Linked DNA regions of Homo sapiens: region 1 is linked to region 2. Evidence: chromatin loops called from intact Hi-C (ENCODE). Cell type or tissue: PC-9. All regions are shown on one strand. Links, peaks and the distances in the headings refer to the core of each region. The heading gives the core; the rest is flanking DNA.

Region 1 (7,872 bases), core at 1,484-5,483, 77 kb after region 2:
AAAATACAAAAGTTAGCCAGGCATGATGTCGCCCTGTAGTCCCAGCTACTCAGGAGGCTGAGGCATGAGAATCGCTTGAACCCAGAAGGTAGAAGTTGCAGTGAGCCAAGATCCCACCACTGCACTCCAGCCTGGGCAGCAGAGAAAGACTCTGTCGAAAAGAAAAGAAAAGAAGGAAGGAAAAATAAAGGAAGGAAGGAAAGAAGGAAGGAAGGAAGGGAGGGGGGGAGGAATAGAAAAAGAAGAGCAAATTAAACCCAAGGTAAGACGAGAGAAGGAAATAATGAAGATCAGAGTGAAAGTCAGTACAATAGAAAACAGAAAAATAATAGAGACAATCAATGAAATCAAAGTCTCGTACTTTGAGATCAATATAATTGATAAACCACTCATCAGACATTATCACACAGTTATTGAGAAGTTTCTGTGAGTCTAGAATCTGAATGTGACCTCAAGGTGTGCAGTCAAGGTGTCAGCTGAAGGCTCAACTAAGAGAGAATGTACTTTTTTTTCTTTTTTTTTTTTTTTTGAGACTGAGTCTCACTGTATTGCCCAGGCTGGAGTGTGGTGGCACAATCTCCGCTCACTGCAACCTCTGCCTCCTGGGATTGATTCCCCATCTCAATGAATGATTCCCCATCTCAGCCTCCTGAGTAGCTGGGATTACAGGCGTGTGCCACCATACCCAGCTAATTTTTGTATTTTTAGTAGAGACGGGTTTTCATCATGTTGGCCAGGTTGGTCTCGAACTCCTGACCTCATGTGATCCACCAGCCTCGGCCTCCCAAAGTGCTGGCATTACAGGCGTGAGCCACCGCACCCAGCCTGAGAGAGAATGTACTTCTAAGCTCATGGGGTTGTTGGCAGGACTCAGTTATTCCCAGGCAATTGGACTGAAGGCCTGAGCTCCTCACTGTGGGCTGGAAACCTCCCTCAGTTCTTGGCCACACGCACCTCTCCATGGGGCAGTCCACAACATGTCAGCTGGCTAGAGCAAGCCAGCAAGTGTGGGAGTGGAACAACACCAGCAAGACAGAAGCCAGAGTCTTTATGCAACCAAATCTCAGCAGTAATATCTCATCGCCAGTGTCACATTCTGTTGGTTAACTGGATGATCAAAATAAGACTTTCATGCATAAAAAATATATAAAATTTGTAAAGTTATGTGGGAGAGTTGGAATGGAAGTTAAATTTCAATAGGTAAAATGCACAAGGTACAATTTCTGACCCTTAATGAAGAGCTTGTTTATGGTATTTTATTTTATTATTTATTTATTTATTTATTTATGAGACAGAGTCTCACTCTGCCGCCCAGGCTGTAGTGCAGTGGCGTGATCTCCGGCTCACTGCAACCTCCACCTCCCAGGCTCAAGTGATTCTTTTGCCTCAGCCTCCTGAATAGCTGGGATTACAGGCGCCCGCCACTACCCTTGGCTAATTTTTATATTTTTAGTAGAGATGGGCCTATGGTAATTTGTAAGTGGATAATGGAGGGTTTCAAATTGCTATTGTATTAATATTCTACTATACATGTAAAAAGACTGATGAGACAGTTTTGTTTTAAAATGTCAGTGTTTACAGTACCCCAGAAATTATATACTTCATAATTATTTGAACTTGTGATAAAACAATTTTTTGTCACATTTGTTAAAATGAGAAAGGAGGCACACAATTTTTTCCTAGTAATTTTATGAGGTGTGCAAGTCTATAACTTTGAAGCCACTGCTCCAAACCACCATGCCATGTTGCCTGGTTGTCTTGAAGGGTATGGCCGGGCTGTTGTCTACACAACAAACATCTTAACTTCCTAAAATAGTCCTTGGCCCATCTGCTCCCCAAAGTTTGCACAGCAGTTACTCCAGCGTCTCTCTCATTGGGCCCCTCGTTGTGACTCCTGCACACAGTGTTCCTCTCTTGTTCTCCAGCTCAGCGGCCCCTGCACTCTGCTCCTGACTTCTGTCCCTCAGGGCGCCCCTGAGAGGCAGGGCCTGGTGTCCCATTCTGACAGCTTCTCTCCCGCGGGAGTAGCCCCTGAAGTCCTGCACAATGACATTTCTCATTTTATTTCATGTGGATTGGGGAGTCTTGATGCCTCATAGAATTGCTATTTACTGGACTGCAGAGTATGCCATTAGTCTGCACAAAGAGACATTACAAGAAAGAAAACACTATTTGAAATGTGTTCCTTATTTATCATAGGGGTGCTGTGGAGAACACTTTTTTTTTTTTTTTTTTTTTTTTTTTGAGACAGTCTCACTCTGTTGCCCAGGCCAGAGTGCAGTGGCACAATCTTGGCTCACTGCAACCTCCACCTCCTGGATTCCAATGATTCTCCTGCCTCCGCACCCAGCTGTTGAGAACATTTTCTATAAGCTCAAATTGTCTTCTTTATGGGAACCTGAGGAAAATACTCTCTCAGCTCTACTGGGTAGAGTTGGCTTGTCTTAGACAACAAGCTAACTTTTATCTTTAGGAACCCATTAAATTTGGAATTAATTGTGCTCCTGTATCTGGCTACTAAGATCAGAGACAAATGTATGGCTGTCCTTTGGAAATTGCACAGGCACTGATAAAGTATGTTACTTGACTATCATACCCTAAATTTCTATTTACTGTGACATCTAAAATCTATTTAATTGTTGCATTGTATGTATCTTTGTAATGTACATACATACATAGTGTTGCCCTCAAATGACGAAATGTTGTATAAAATGCATTCAGAGCCAAAAGCGAGTGAAATGTTGAACTGCATTTTCCATTGTCTTCTGCTGCAGTTCATATTAAGCTGTGTTGCAGAAATGAGTACTGACTGAGAAGCCCAGCACTTTAACTGCCAAGAGTCTTGGAAGCGACATTTACTTTGGTCTGTCTCCCAACCTGCTAGCTCAAAAGACAGATTTGGGCATAGCCTGACTGATTTTGTCTTATGGGGTAGATTCACATTAACCAAACTCATTAGAGATGGATATATAAGCCAGAATTTCATATTATGAGTTTATAATGAAAGATGTATCTGTCAAGTAAACCTCAAATGCTGGCACTGACATGTTTGATGAAGATGGAATGATAACAAAGGGAGTTAATATCATGCCCAACAACAGGAATACAAAAACCCCAGGGCCCAGGACACACACATGGGATGGTGTGCTCAGGGATGGTGGTTAGAAAGGTCCTGCCAACCTCCAGCTCTCTGGGCATCTCTCTTCTGGCTCCCAGTGGATTGACCTTAATATGTCCCTTTAGTCTCATTCCAAAAGATTAAATTTTTAGTTGATAAATTATGTCTACATTGCTGTCTTCCACTTTGAGCCTCAGTCTCTATTCTCATCACCTTAACAGGAGTTTGGGGATAATGACTTAGTCAAACATTTGAAAACAATCTCTTGGTTTATTCCCTGAAAAGGATCACCAATCACTTCCATTCCTTGTAGCTGTTCCATGTGTACCCGGCAGAGGGCGACCCTACTTCCCTCATCCCCAGGTTCTCAGGAGGCACTTCTTGGAACCTCAGCAAAAACATGGCAGCCGTCTTCCCTTACTAAAACTATTTCTTGTTGTTTATAAAAATCTAGAATAAATTTGGCTTTTAAATAACTAAGGTTTAAATTAAAACTGAGAGGTAGCTTTCTGAATACAATATGCATTTTAAAATAAAATATATGTCCAATGGGTGAAAGGCACAGCACTAACAGCTATTCTGGCTTAAAACTCAGCAGATTCATATGATCTATACTAGCACACCTATAGTGCTGGTAATCTGTGTCACATTTATAGGTCACCTTGAGACACAGAAACCTGTTGTTTCTGTAACCTCCAGGTGAATATGGTTGTCTGACTGAAGAGGACATATAAATTCATAAAGCTCTCAGTTCATCTTGATAATTTTATAGCTGCTTCAACATTTCTGAGACAGGTAACTTGGAATACATTTTGGCAGAGATATAGGAAAAAAAGTTTACTCTCTTACCCCAGACTCCAAGGATACTTTTCAAGACTAGATCTCTTTCATTAAAATGTTACTTCTGGAGGCCATGGAGGGTGGATAACTGTGCCCGCCACCATGCCCAGCTAATTTTTTTGGATTTTTAGTAGAGAAGGGGTTTCACCGTGTTAGCCAGGATGATCTCGATTTCTTGACCTCGTGATCCGCCCGCCTAGGCCTCCAAAAGTGCTGGGATTATAGGCGTGAGCCACTGCGCCCGAGTTAGTCAGCCATGAGTACTTGGTCTTCTGTTCTGTATTTGATACTAATTAGAGCTTCCTCACGTAATTTTGAGGGTTTTTGTCTCATTTTTATGGTCAACTGTACTTTATTGGAATGCTTTCAGTTTCAAGTTACCAAAACCTCAACTCGAACTGACTTCAAAAAATAAAGAAATTAGCCCATATAAAAAGCAGTTCAGAGAGGGTGATTTCAGGACTGAATAATCCAGCAGATTAAAATGCCATTGAAATCCTGATCTAACATGTAAGGACTTCAAAGATGCCATTCCATCCTAGTACGTCAAAAGCTGGACAAACTGAAAAATAAACAACTCTTCTCAGGTCTGTCAGGGAAGTGAGGTCACAGGGCAAACTGTTGCCCCCAGACAGAGAAACAGACAGCTGGACACAGAGAACCACAATTTACTGGGGAGGAAACTCACAAGCAGAAAGCTTTGTGGGAACCATTCCAGGGCAGGAAAGCTGCCCTGTAATTGACAAATCGTTTGTGGTTCTGTATGGACAAGTCTATGAGTTAAAAACTCCAACATGACTCAGTCATAGCCCCCACCCCCACTGCTCTCTTGTGACTTTTTCCTCTGGGACCTCTACCAGGTTCTTCCAGTGCATAGCAGAAAAATCCCTTCTGGCTTCCAGCAGAAAGAGTGGGAAGTAACCATTTAAAAAAATATACCAGAGCATTCTGTTCTTTTTTTTTACTTTGAGACAGAGTTTTGCTGTGTCGCCCAAGCTGGAGTGCGGTGGCACAATCTCAGCTCATTGCTACCTCCGCCTCTTGGGTTCAAGCGATTCTCCTCCCTCAGCCTCCTGAGTAGCTGGGACTACAGGCACGTGCCACCACATCTGGCTAATTTTTGTATTTTTAGTAGAGACGGGGTTTCGCAATGTTGGTCAGGCTGGTCTTGAGCTTCTGACCTCGTGATCCGCCCGCCTCGGCCTCCCAAAGTGCTGGGATTACAGGTGTGAGCCACCGCGACTGGCATTCTGTTCTTTCTTAAAAGGCCTGTCCTCAAGATAAACTAGTTTACCAGAGCCTAACCTATTGGTGTTTTATCTGGGTCTAACTTACCTAGGGGAAGGGATACCCAACTTCAGCCCCCCATCCCACCTAAGGTGGGGAAAAACTGACAGGCACTTCAAAATTTATAGCTTAGGTACACAGGGTCACTAAAAGACTGACTTAATCGTAGGACTATGACCCATCAAGCACATACAAACACATTAGTAATAAAGACCTATTTACCAGAGTTCCTTTTCACCCAGCCCATTATGTCCAATTCTCAATAAAAAATTACAATGCACACTAAAAGGCAAAAAACACAGTTTGAAGAGACAGAGCAAGCATGGAACCAGACTTAGACATGCAAAGGATGTTGGAATGATCAGACTGGGAATTTAAAACAACTTTAATTGCTTAATTAAATTAATATGCTAAGGGCTCTAATGAAAAAATTGGACAAACTGCAAGAACAGATAGATAATGTAAGCAGAGAGATATAAATTCTAAGAAAGAATGAAAAAGAAATGCTAGGTATCTGCTATGGTTTGGGTATTTGTCTCCTCCAAATCTCAAGTTGAAATGTGACCCCCAGTTGTTGGAGGTGGGCCTGGTGGGAGGTATACGGATCCTGGGGGTGGGTGCCTCATGAATGGCGTAGCACCATCCCCTTGGTGATGAGTGAGTTCATGAGAGATCTCATTGTTTAAATGTGTGTGGCACCGCCCTCCTTGCTTTCTTGCTCCTGCTCTTACCACGTGACATTCCTGCTCCAACTTCACCTTCTGCCAAGTGTAAAACTTTCCTGAGGCCCTCACCAGAAGCCAAGCAGATGCCAGCACCACACTTCCTGTAAAGGCTACAGAACTATGAGCTAATTAACTCTCTTTTCTTTATAAATTACTCAGCCTGAGGTATTCTTTATAGTAATGCAAAGACAGCCTAACACACAATCAAAACTGCTATAAACAACAATGAAGAATGCCTTTGATGAGCTCAAGGTGATAGTGACAGCAGGCAGCCAAATTCCTGGGCAGATAGGGGTGGATCTCCAGTGAAACCCCACCTCCAAGCTGAAGACAGTTGAAAGCCTGAAAGCCAAGCTACAGGTTAAATCCTCGGAACGGATTGAGAAATCATCTTCCTGTTTGGCATGCTTTCCTCTGATTGGGCCCCACCCTTCACCTATTTTACATATACCTATCCTTTTCTAATAGGTTTTCTACACTGTCATGCCCACCTTTGAGTGGAGGCTTCACTTTAACCTTTCTTGCATACACACAAACCAATCAGCATCCACCCCCCTTCCTGTGCCTATAAAGACCCCAGACTCAGTTGGAAGAGGAGGAGATGGCCTGACTTTGGGGAAAAGATGACTTAACTCCAGGGAAGACGACCTGCCCTTCCCATCTCCTCTCCAGCTCCCCTCTCTATTGAGAGCAGTTTTCATCACTCAATAAAATTCTCTGCCTTCACCTTCCTTCATTTGCATGATCTCATTCTTTTTGGAAACCAGACAAATGCTCAGGACCCATGGAATTCAAGTCCCCAGAAAGGCTGTCACATCAGCCCTTTGTGCTTGTCAGTGCAGGGCAGCCACCCCACACAACAAGGCAAGGGGCCAACTGAGCTGCTAATACACCACCGTCCGCAGTGCAGAACTAAAGGAGCACTGTAACACTTCCTTGGGACTTCAGGAAGGAAGGTTGTGGGCACCCTCACCTGGGTGCCACCATGTTCCCCTCAAGGCGACACGCCTGGTCTGTGCAGGCCCTGCACAGAGATTGCTCCTGTGTCAGTGCCTGAAGCAGCCAGCCAGAGCCTGCACTCACTCTCTCATGTTCTCCCTCCCACAAGGGGTTGAGCATGGTGGGCGGAGTAGATGGGCACCCCTTCCATGAGTCCAGCAAAGGGGCTGAGAAAAATCCTGCATCAAAGGTAACCTGAACATGGCTGAGGAAAGAATTTCTGAACTTGAGGATAAGTCAATAGAAATTTCCAAAACTAAATAGACATTTCTCAGAAGAAGACATACAAACGGCCAACTGGTATATGAAAAAACGCCCAACATCACTAATCATCAGGAAATGCAAATCAAAACCACAGAGATATCATCTCATACCTATTAAAATGGCTATTATTGGCTGGGCATGGTGGCTCACACATGTAATCCCAGCACTTTGGGAGGCTGAGGTGGGCAGATCACTTGAGGTGAGAGTTCAAGACTAGCCTGGCCAACATGGTGAAACCCTGTCCTTACTAAAAATACTAAAAATACAACAATTTACCAGGCATGGTGGTGCATGCCTATAATCCCAGCTACTCGGTCCCAGCTACTGAAGCAAGAGAATCGCTTGAACCCAGGAGGTGGAGGTGGCAGTGAGCTGAGTTATCGCTCCAGCCTGGGTGACAGATTGAGATTCTGTCTTAAAAAAAAAAAAAAAAAAAAAAAAAAAAAAAAAGCCAGGCCTAGTGGCTCACACCTGTAATCCCAGCACTTCGGGAGGCCGAGATGGCTAGATCATTTGAGGTCAGGAGTTCGAGACCAGCCTGGGCAACATAGTGAAACCCCATCTCTACTAAAATACAAAATGTAGTTGGGTGTGGTGGTACATACCTGTAATTCTAGCTACTTGGGGGTGCTGAGGCTG
Region 2 (7,872 bases), core at 2,164-6,163:
TAGAAAACATCCTAGGAATCACTGAATAATATCTTCTAATGTCACACGGGGTGTATTCCCTGTGTTATATTTCGTAATATCCCAGGGAAAATTTACTTTTAATGACACAGTCGGTGTACATATGTGGATAGAAATATCACACCCCTCTTGCCCCCCTGGCTCTTAGGACCCCCATCGCAGGGGGGTGAGGCACGACCCGCGGTGGTCTCACAGCTTGTTGACCGTATTGTGAGTAATATCATCTCCCCCTCTGGATATTATGAACTGTTTCACAGACGGGTGTGCACCCTCAGTGTACAGAGGGTGTTCACCCGTCTCTATTGGGTGTAATATCATCCTCTTCCTCCCTGAATATTAAGAACAGTACCACGGGGGTGTTTCTACTCCCTGTGGTATCGCGTGCCATATCCTTCTCTCCCACGTTCCCATTAGAAACAATATCAGTGTGGGAGTGTCCACCTTCTGTCCTGTTGAACGTAATATCATCCTCTTCCCTCCAGGATCATGGAAACTAAATCCCTGGGGGGTGTGGACTTTCTGCCATATATGTCGTCATATCACCCCCTCCGCCTTGGAATATTATTAAGGACCATCTCACACGGGGGTGTACACTTCCTGCAATACTGGGAGTAATATCATGCTCTTCTTCCGTGAATATTAGGAGCAAAATCACCGGGTGGATGCCCACCCAGTGCTATATTGGGAGTAATATCATACTCCAGCCCCTGGAGATTATATTCGGATCAATATCACCGGCTGGGTTTACAACTACTGCGATATTGGACGTAATATCATGCTCTCTCCCTCCCTGGACATTAGGAGCAATATCACAGGTGGGTGTACACCCACTGAGGTATTAGACGTAATAGTAGGATGAATTATTCCTCATTTATTTTTAACATGAATATGAATGACCGATATTAATATTAATATTAAGAAATAATTGCTAATAAAGTTTTCAGATTAATATTAATATTAATTATTAGGAGCTAATATTACTGTTTTCTAATGAATAAGATCAATATCAGTTATTAATATCAGGCAACATTAATCATTAATATTAATCATGTATTGTTATCGTTAGTATAACTATTTAATATTATCATTATCATCGGTATTGATTTTAAAAATTATATTATCAGTTATTAATATTGATAATTATTAGTGTCAATTAATAATTGAGATTATTAATTTCGGTAAGTCGCATTGCGCCGTTCCACCCCTCCCCCGGCAGCTCCTTTACGGCCCAAAACGGGGATACAAATGTCCCCGAGAGAACAGCGGTATACTGGGATAGATGAGGATGGTCACGTGGTGGAGAGGCGTGTTTTTGGCTACCAGCCCTTCACCTCCGTCGACCTTCTCAACTGGAAAAGCAATACACCGCCCTATACCGAAAAGCCACAAGCCCTAATTGATTTGCTCCAAACTGTTATCCAGACCCACAACCACACCTGGGCTGATTGGCACCAGTTGCTCATGTTCCTCTTTAACAGCGAAGAAAGGCGGAGAGTCCTCCAAGCAGCAACTAAGTGGCTGGAGGAACATGCACCAGCTGATTACCAAAACCCCCAAGAGTATGTAAGGACCCAGTTACCAGGAACTGACTCCCCCAGTTGGACCCACATGAAAGAGAGGATATGCAAAGGCTAAACCGAGACAGGGAAGCTCTCTTGGAAGGATTAACGAGGGGAGCTCAGAAGGCCACAAACGTTAACAAGGTCTCTGAGGTCATTCAGGGCAAAGAAGAAAGTCCAGCACAATTCTACGGAGACTGTGTGAGGCCTATCGTATGTATACTCCCTTTGATCCCGATAGCCCTGAAATCAGCGCATGATTAACATGGCTTTAGTCCATCAAAGCGCAGAAGACATGCGAAGAAAACTGCAGAAACAGGCTGGGCTTGCAGGGATGAATACATCACAATTACCAGAAATAGCTAGCCAGGTGTTTGTAAACAGGGATGCAGTAAGCCGTAAGGAAAATGGCAAAGAGAATGGAGGTCAGGCCCGGCGAAACACCGACCTGTTTGTTAGCTGCAGCAATCACAGGGGGTCCCCCCAGAGAGGCAAGGGAAGGGGGGCCCTGGGAAAGAAACTCAGCTTGGCTGTCAGAGTTTGCAGCGTAACCAGTGGGCTTCTTGTAAAGAAACAGGACAGTGGAAGAACAAATGCCCTCAGCTCAAAAGAAAACAAGGTGACTCAGAGCAGGAGGCCCCGGACAGGGAGGAAGGGGCCCTGCTCAACCTGGCAGAAGGGTTATTGGACTGAGGGAGACCGGGCTCAAGCGTCCCCAAAGAGCCTCTGGTCAGAATGACAGTCGGGGGTAGAGACATTGATTTTCTTGTAGGTAGCGGTGCTGAACATTCGCTAGTAACCGCCCTGGTCGGCCCCTTATCCAAAAAGACTATTGACGTCATCGGAGCCACGGGGGTTTCAGCAAAGCAAGCTTTCTGCTTGTCTCGGACTTGTACTGTAGGAGGACGTAAAGTCATTCATCAGTTTTGGTACATGCCTGACTGTCCCTTGCCCTTTTTGGGAAGGGACTTGCTCAGCAAGCTGAGAGCCACTATCTCTTTGACAGAGCACGGCTCTTTGCTGCTAAAGGTACCCGGAACGGGAGTCATTATGACCCTTACGGTCCCCCGAGAGGAGGAATGGAGACTTTTCTTAACTGAGCCGGGTCAAGAGAGAAGACCAGCTCTGGCTTAGCGGTGGTCAAGAGTACGGGTGGAAGACATCCCTCTGGGATTGGCCAGTTAATACTGGGGCCCAGCCGGTTAGGCAAAAACAGGACCCGGTCCCCAGAGAAGCTCTTCAAGGTATCCAGGTCCGTCTCGAGCACCTAAGAACTTTTGGAATTATTGTTCCTTGTCAGTCTCCATGGAACACTCCCCTCCTGCCTGTTCCCAAGCCACGGACCAAGGACTACCGGCCGGTACAGGATTTGCGCTTGCTTAATCAAGCTACACTGACTTTACATCCAACAGTACCTAACCCATCCACATTGTTGGGGTTGCTGCCAGCTGAGGACAGCTGGTTCACCTGCTTGGACCTGAAAGATGCTTTCTTTCCTATCAGATTAGCCCCTGAGAGGCAGAAGCTATTTGCCTTTCAGTGGGAAGATCCGGAGTCAGGTGTCAGTACACTGAGTAGTGTACACTTGGACCGGGCTTCCCCAAGGGTTCAAGAACTCCCCCACCATCTTCGGGGAGGCGTTGGCTCAAGACCTCCAGAAGTTTCCCACCAGAGACCTAGGCTGCATGTTGCTCCAGTAGGTTGATGACCTTCTGCTGGGACACCCCACGGCAGTCGGGTGCACCAAGGGAACAGATGCCCTACACCGGCACCTGGAGGACTGTGGGTATAAGGTGTCCAAGAAGAAAGCTCAGATCTGCCGACAGCAGGTACCTTACTTGGGATTTACTATCCGACAGGGGTCGGAACGGAGGCCGGGATAAGAAAGAAAGCAGGTCATTTGCAATCTACCCGAGCCTAAAGGCAGAAGGCAGGTGAGAGAATTCTTAGGAGCTGTGGGGTTTTGCAGACTGTGGATCCCAAACTTTGCAGTATTAGCCAAGCCTTTGTAGGAGGTCACAAAGGGGGCAGGGACCGGGAACCTTTGGAATGGGGATCCCAACAACAGCAAGTCTTTCATGAGTTAAAGGAACAACTTCTGGCAGCCCCAGCCCTGGGGCTACCCGATCTGACAAAGCCTTTTCCATTGTATGCTTGAGAGAGAGAAAAGATGGCAGCTGGACTTTTAACCCAAAGTGTGGGGCCCTGGCTGAGGCTGGTGGCCTACCTCTCTAAACAAGTAGACGGGGTTTCTAAAGGATGGCCCCCCTGTTTGAGGGCCTTGGCAGCAACTGCCCTGCTAGTCCAAGAAGCAAATAAGCTGACTCTTAGGCAAAACCTGAACATAAAGGCCCCCCATGCTGTGGTGACTTCAATGAATACTAAAGGACATCATTGACTAATGAATGCCAGACTCACCAAGTGCCAAACTTTGCTCTGTGAAAATCCCTGTATAACCATTGAAGTTTGTAACACTCTACACCCTGCCACCTTGCTCCTGGTATCAGAGAGCCCTGTCGAGCCTGATTGTGTAGAAGTGTTGGACTCAGTTGACTCTAGCAGACCTGACCTCCGGGACCAGCCTTGGGCATCAGTAGACTGGGAACTATACGTGGATGGGAACAGCTTCTTCAACCCCCAAGGAGAGAGAGGTGCAGGGTGTGCAGTGGTAACCCTGGACACTGTTGTTGAAGCCAGATCGTTGCCCCAGGCCACTGCAGCCCAGAAAGCTGAACTCATTGCTTTCATTGGGGCCTTAGAACTCAGTGAAGGTGAGACTGTCAACATTTACACTGATTCTCGGTATGTCTTTTTAATCCTTCAAGTGCATGGAGCGTGATAGAAAGAAAAGGGCCTATTGAACTCTGGGGGAAAAGACAGAAAATATCAACGAGAAATCTTGCAATTATGAGAAGCAGTATGGAAACCCCACAAGGTGGCAGTTATGCATTGCAGAGGACACCAGCGAGCTTCCACCTTGCTGGGTTTGGGGAATTCCCACGCTGACTCAGAGGCTCGAAAAGCAGCATCTGCCCTCTTCCGGGCATCAGTGCTCCCTCAAACACCTGATCTTGGACCTACCTACTTCTTCTAAAGAAGAAAAGGACTGTCTCCAGGTAGAGGGAAGGACAAGTGATGGAGGAAGGATGGATTCGGTTACCAGATGGGAGAGTAGCTGTGCCACAGTTGCTAGGAGCTGCAGTTGTACTGGCTGTGCAAGAAACCACCCATGTAGGTCAGGAGTCACTGGAAAAGTTGTTAGGCCGGTATTTCTACACCTCGCATTTGTCAGCCCTTGCCAAAACGGTGAGGCAGCGGTGTGTTACCTGCCGACAGCATAATGTGAGGCAAGGTCCAGCCGTTCCGCCCAGCATACAAGCTTATGGAGCAGCCCCCTTTGGAGATCTCCAGGTAGACTTCAGAGAGATGCCAAAGTGTGGAGGTAACAAGTATTCACTAGTTCTTGGGTGTACCTACTCTGGGTGGGTGGAGGCCTATCCAACACGAACTGAGAAAGCTGGCCAAGAAACCCCTGTGCTTCTTCCAGATCTGATTCCTAGATTTCGACTGCCCTTACGGATCGGCTCACATAACGGGCCTGCGTTTTTGGCTGCCATGGTACAGAAGACGGCAAAGGTATTGGGGATCACACGGAAACTGCATGCCGCCTCCCAGCCTCAGAGTTCCGGAAAGGTGGAGTGGATGAATCGGACTATCAAAAATAGTGCTATACTATTGTCTTCCCCGCTGGATATTTAAAACAGCACCACAAGGGGCGTCAAACCACCTGCTAAATTTGAGGGAATGTTATCCTCTCCCCACCTCCCCCGGCCCCGGATATTAGAGACAATAACACAGGGGTAATGTACACCCACTGCTTTATTGGGAGTAATATCATCCTCTCCCTTCTTGGATATTAGGAACAATATCACACTGTGCATGTACGCCTGTCGTGAAATTCAATGGAATGTCATCCTTTGCCTCCCTGGATATGATGAACAATATCACGGGGGATGTACAACTTGTGAGATATTGGGAGTGATATCATCCTCTCCCGTCTGGAAGTTAGGGACAGTATCACAGGGGTGGTGTACACCCTCTGGGATGTTGGGACTAATATCATCCTCCCGCCCACTGGATATTAAAAACCATATCACAAGGGGCTTGTACACACACTTCGATATTGGTATTAATACCATCCTCTCCCTCTTTGGATATTCGGTGCCATATTTCAGGTGGGGTATACACCACCTGCAATATTGGAAGTAATAAGATTTTCTCCCCCCCGGATATCAGAGACAATATCACAGGGGGGTGTCAACAACCCCTGCGATATTTGGAGTAATATCATCGTCTCCCCTCATGAAGATTAAGAACAATATCGTAGGGGTGGGGGGTGTACACCCCCTTTCATATTTTATATCATCCTCTTCCCCCCTGGATATTAGGAACAATATCAGGAAGGGATGTGCAGACCCTGCGACCTTTGCTGTCATATAATTGTCTCTCCCCTAGATATTAGGAAAAATGTCACTGGAGATGTGAACAGCCCGGCAATATTGGGAGTAGTATCATCCTCTCTCCCCTTGCATATTGGGAACAACATCACAGGTGGGGTGTAGTGCCTCTGCGATATTGGGAGTAAAATTTTCCTCTCTTCCCCTGGACATTAGGAAGGGTATCAGAGGGGGACGGTGTACATTCCCTGCCATATTCAATGTAACCTTACCCTCTCCCTCCCAGGGTATTCAGAACAATAGGAAAGGAGGGGTGTACACCTCCTGCGATATTGAGAGTCATATCATCCTCTTTCGCTCTGGATATTAGGAACAATATCACAGGGTAGTGTACACCCCCTGCGATATTGGGAGTAATATCATCCTCTCTCCCTGTGGATGTTAGGAAGAGTATCACAGGGCTGTGTAAACCCCCTGTGGTACTGGGAGTAATATCATCCTCTCTCCCTCTGGATGTTAGGAAGATTTTCACAGGGGTGTGTACACCCCTGCGATATTGGGAGTAATATCATCCTCTCCACCCAGGAAATGACTAACAAGGTCACGGGGGAGTGTACTCCCCCTGCAATACTGGCAGTAATCTCGTCCTCCCCAAACCTGGATGTGAGCGACAAGATCACAGAGGGGGTGTACACACCCTGCGACATTGGAAGTAATATGATCCTCTCCCCACCTGGATATTGGGAAAGATATCACAGCGCGGGTATACATTTCCTAGGCTGTTGGGAGTAACATCATTCTTTTCCTTTCTGGATATGAGGAAGAATATCACAGGGGTGCTGTACAATTACTTCGATATTGGGAGTAATATCAGCCTCTATTTTCCTGGATATTGGGCACAAAAACACAAAAGGGTGTACAACCCCTGCGATATTGGGAGTAATAGCATACTCTCCTTCCCTGGATGTTAGAAAACAATATCATCGGGGCTGAACACCCCCCGCGATAATGGGAGTCATATTTACTCTTTCACAGGCCATTTGGAACAATATCACAGGGGGTGTTTACGAACAGGGGTGGTGTACACCCCCTGTGATATTGGGAGTAACATCATTCTCTCCACCTCCGGATATTAAGAACAATATCCCGGCGGGAGGTGGTACACCCCCAGTGATATTGGGAATAATGTCATCCTCTCCTTCCCTGGATATTAGGAACAATATCACAGCGGGGTGTACACCTTCTGTGGTATTGGAAGCAATATCATCCTCTTCCCCGCTGGATATTAGAAAAAATATCACTCATGGTGTACACCCACTGTGATATTAGGAAGAATATTACAGGGTGTACACCCACTCTGATTTTAGGAGAAATAGCTCCCTAAAATGTCACAAATAATATCACAGGGTATACAGTAATATCTCCCTAGGATATGACAGATACTATCACAGGGTGTACACCCACTGTGATAACAGGAGTAATACGTCCCAAGGATACTAATAATATCACAAGGCCGTACACCCACTATGACTCAGGGAGTGATATCTCCCTAGGATGCTACGAATACCATCACAGAATGTACACCCATGGTGTGCACCCACGGTGATATTAGGAGTAATGTCAACCCAGGACATAACCAATAACACCACAGGGAGTACAGACATGATGTACACCCACGGTGAAGTTACGAGAACTATCTCCCTAGGATAATACCAATAACATCACAGAGCGTACACACATGGTATACACCCACTGTGGCACTAGGACTAATAACTTTCTAAGATAGTACGAATAGCATCAGAGAACATAAACACATGGTGTACACCCAGTGTAACTTT

Evidence for each region. A loop is a pair of places that touch in the nucleus more often than their neighbours do. Peaks named below come from ENCODE experiments on the same cell type or tissue, not always from the same donor. Only the 100,000 strongest peaks of a DNase experiment are listed, where the experiment ranks them.
Region 1: a loop joins it to region 2, with 17 times the contacts of the local background. A loop is called at or near these places in 1 of 110 quality-filtered maps.

The regions. Positions count from the first base shown.
Region 1 is chr2:71,097,199-71,105,070 of GRCh38, forward strand. No RefSeq gene overlaps it. Among named protein-coding and RNA genes, the nearest start is that of MCEE, 29 kb to the right of the region's middle. RefSeq lists an enhancer at 5,852-6,662. In PC-9, for the core only: CTCF peaks have their summits at 3,460 (motif pointing right) and 3,665; no DNase peak of the experiment used is centred there.
Region 2 is chr2:71,019,182-71,027,053 of GRCh38, forward strand. It overlaps the pseudogene OR7E91P. Among named protein-coding and RNA genes, the nearest start is that of TEX261, 28 kb to the left of the region's middle. In PC-9, for the core only: a CTCF peak has its summit at 4,506 (motif pointing right); DNase peaks (open chromatin) are centred at 4,630 and 4,880; H3K4me3 peaks cover 1,077 bases; H3K27ac peaks cover 1,710 bases.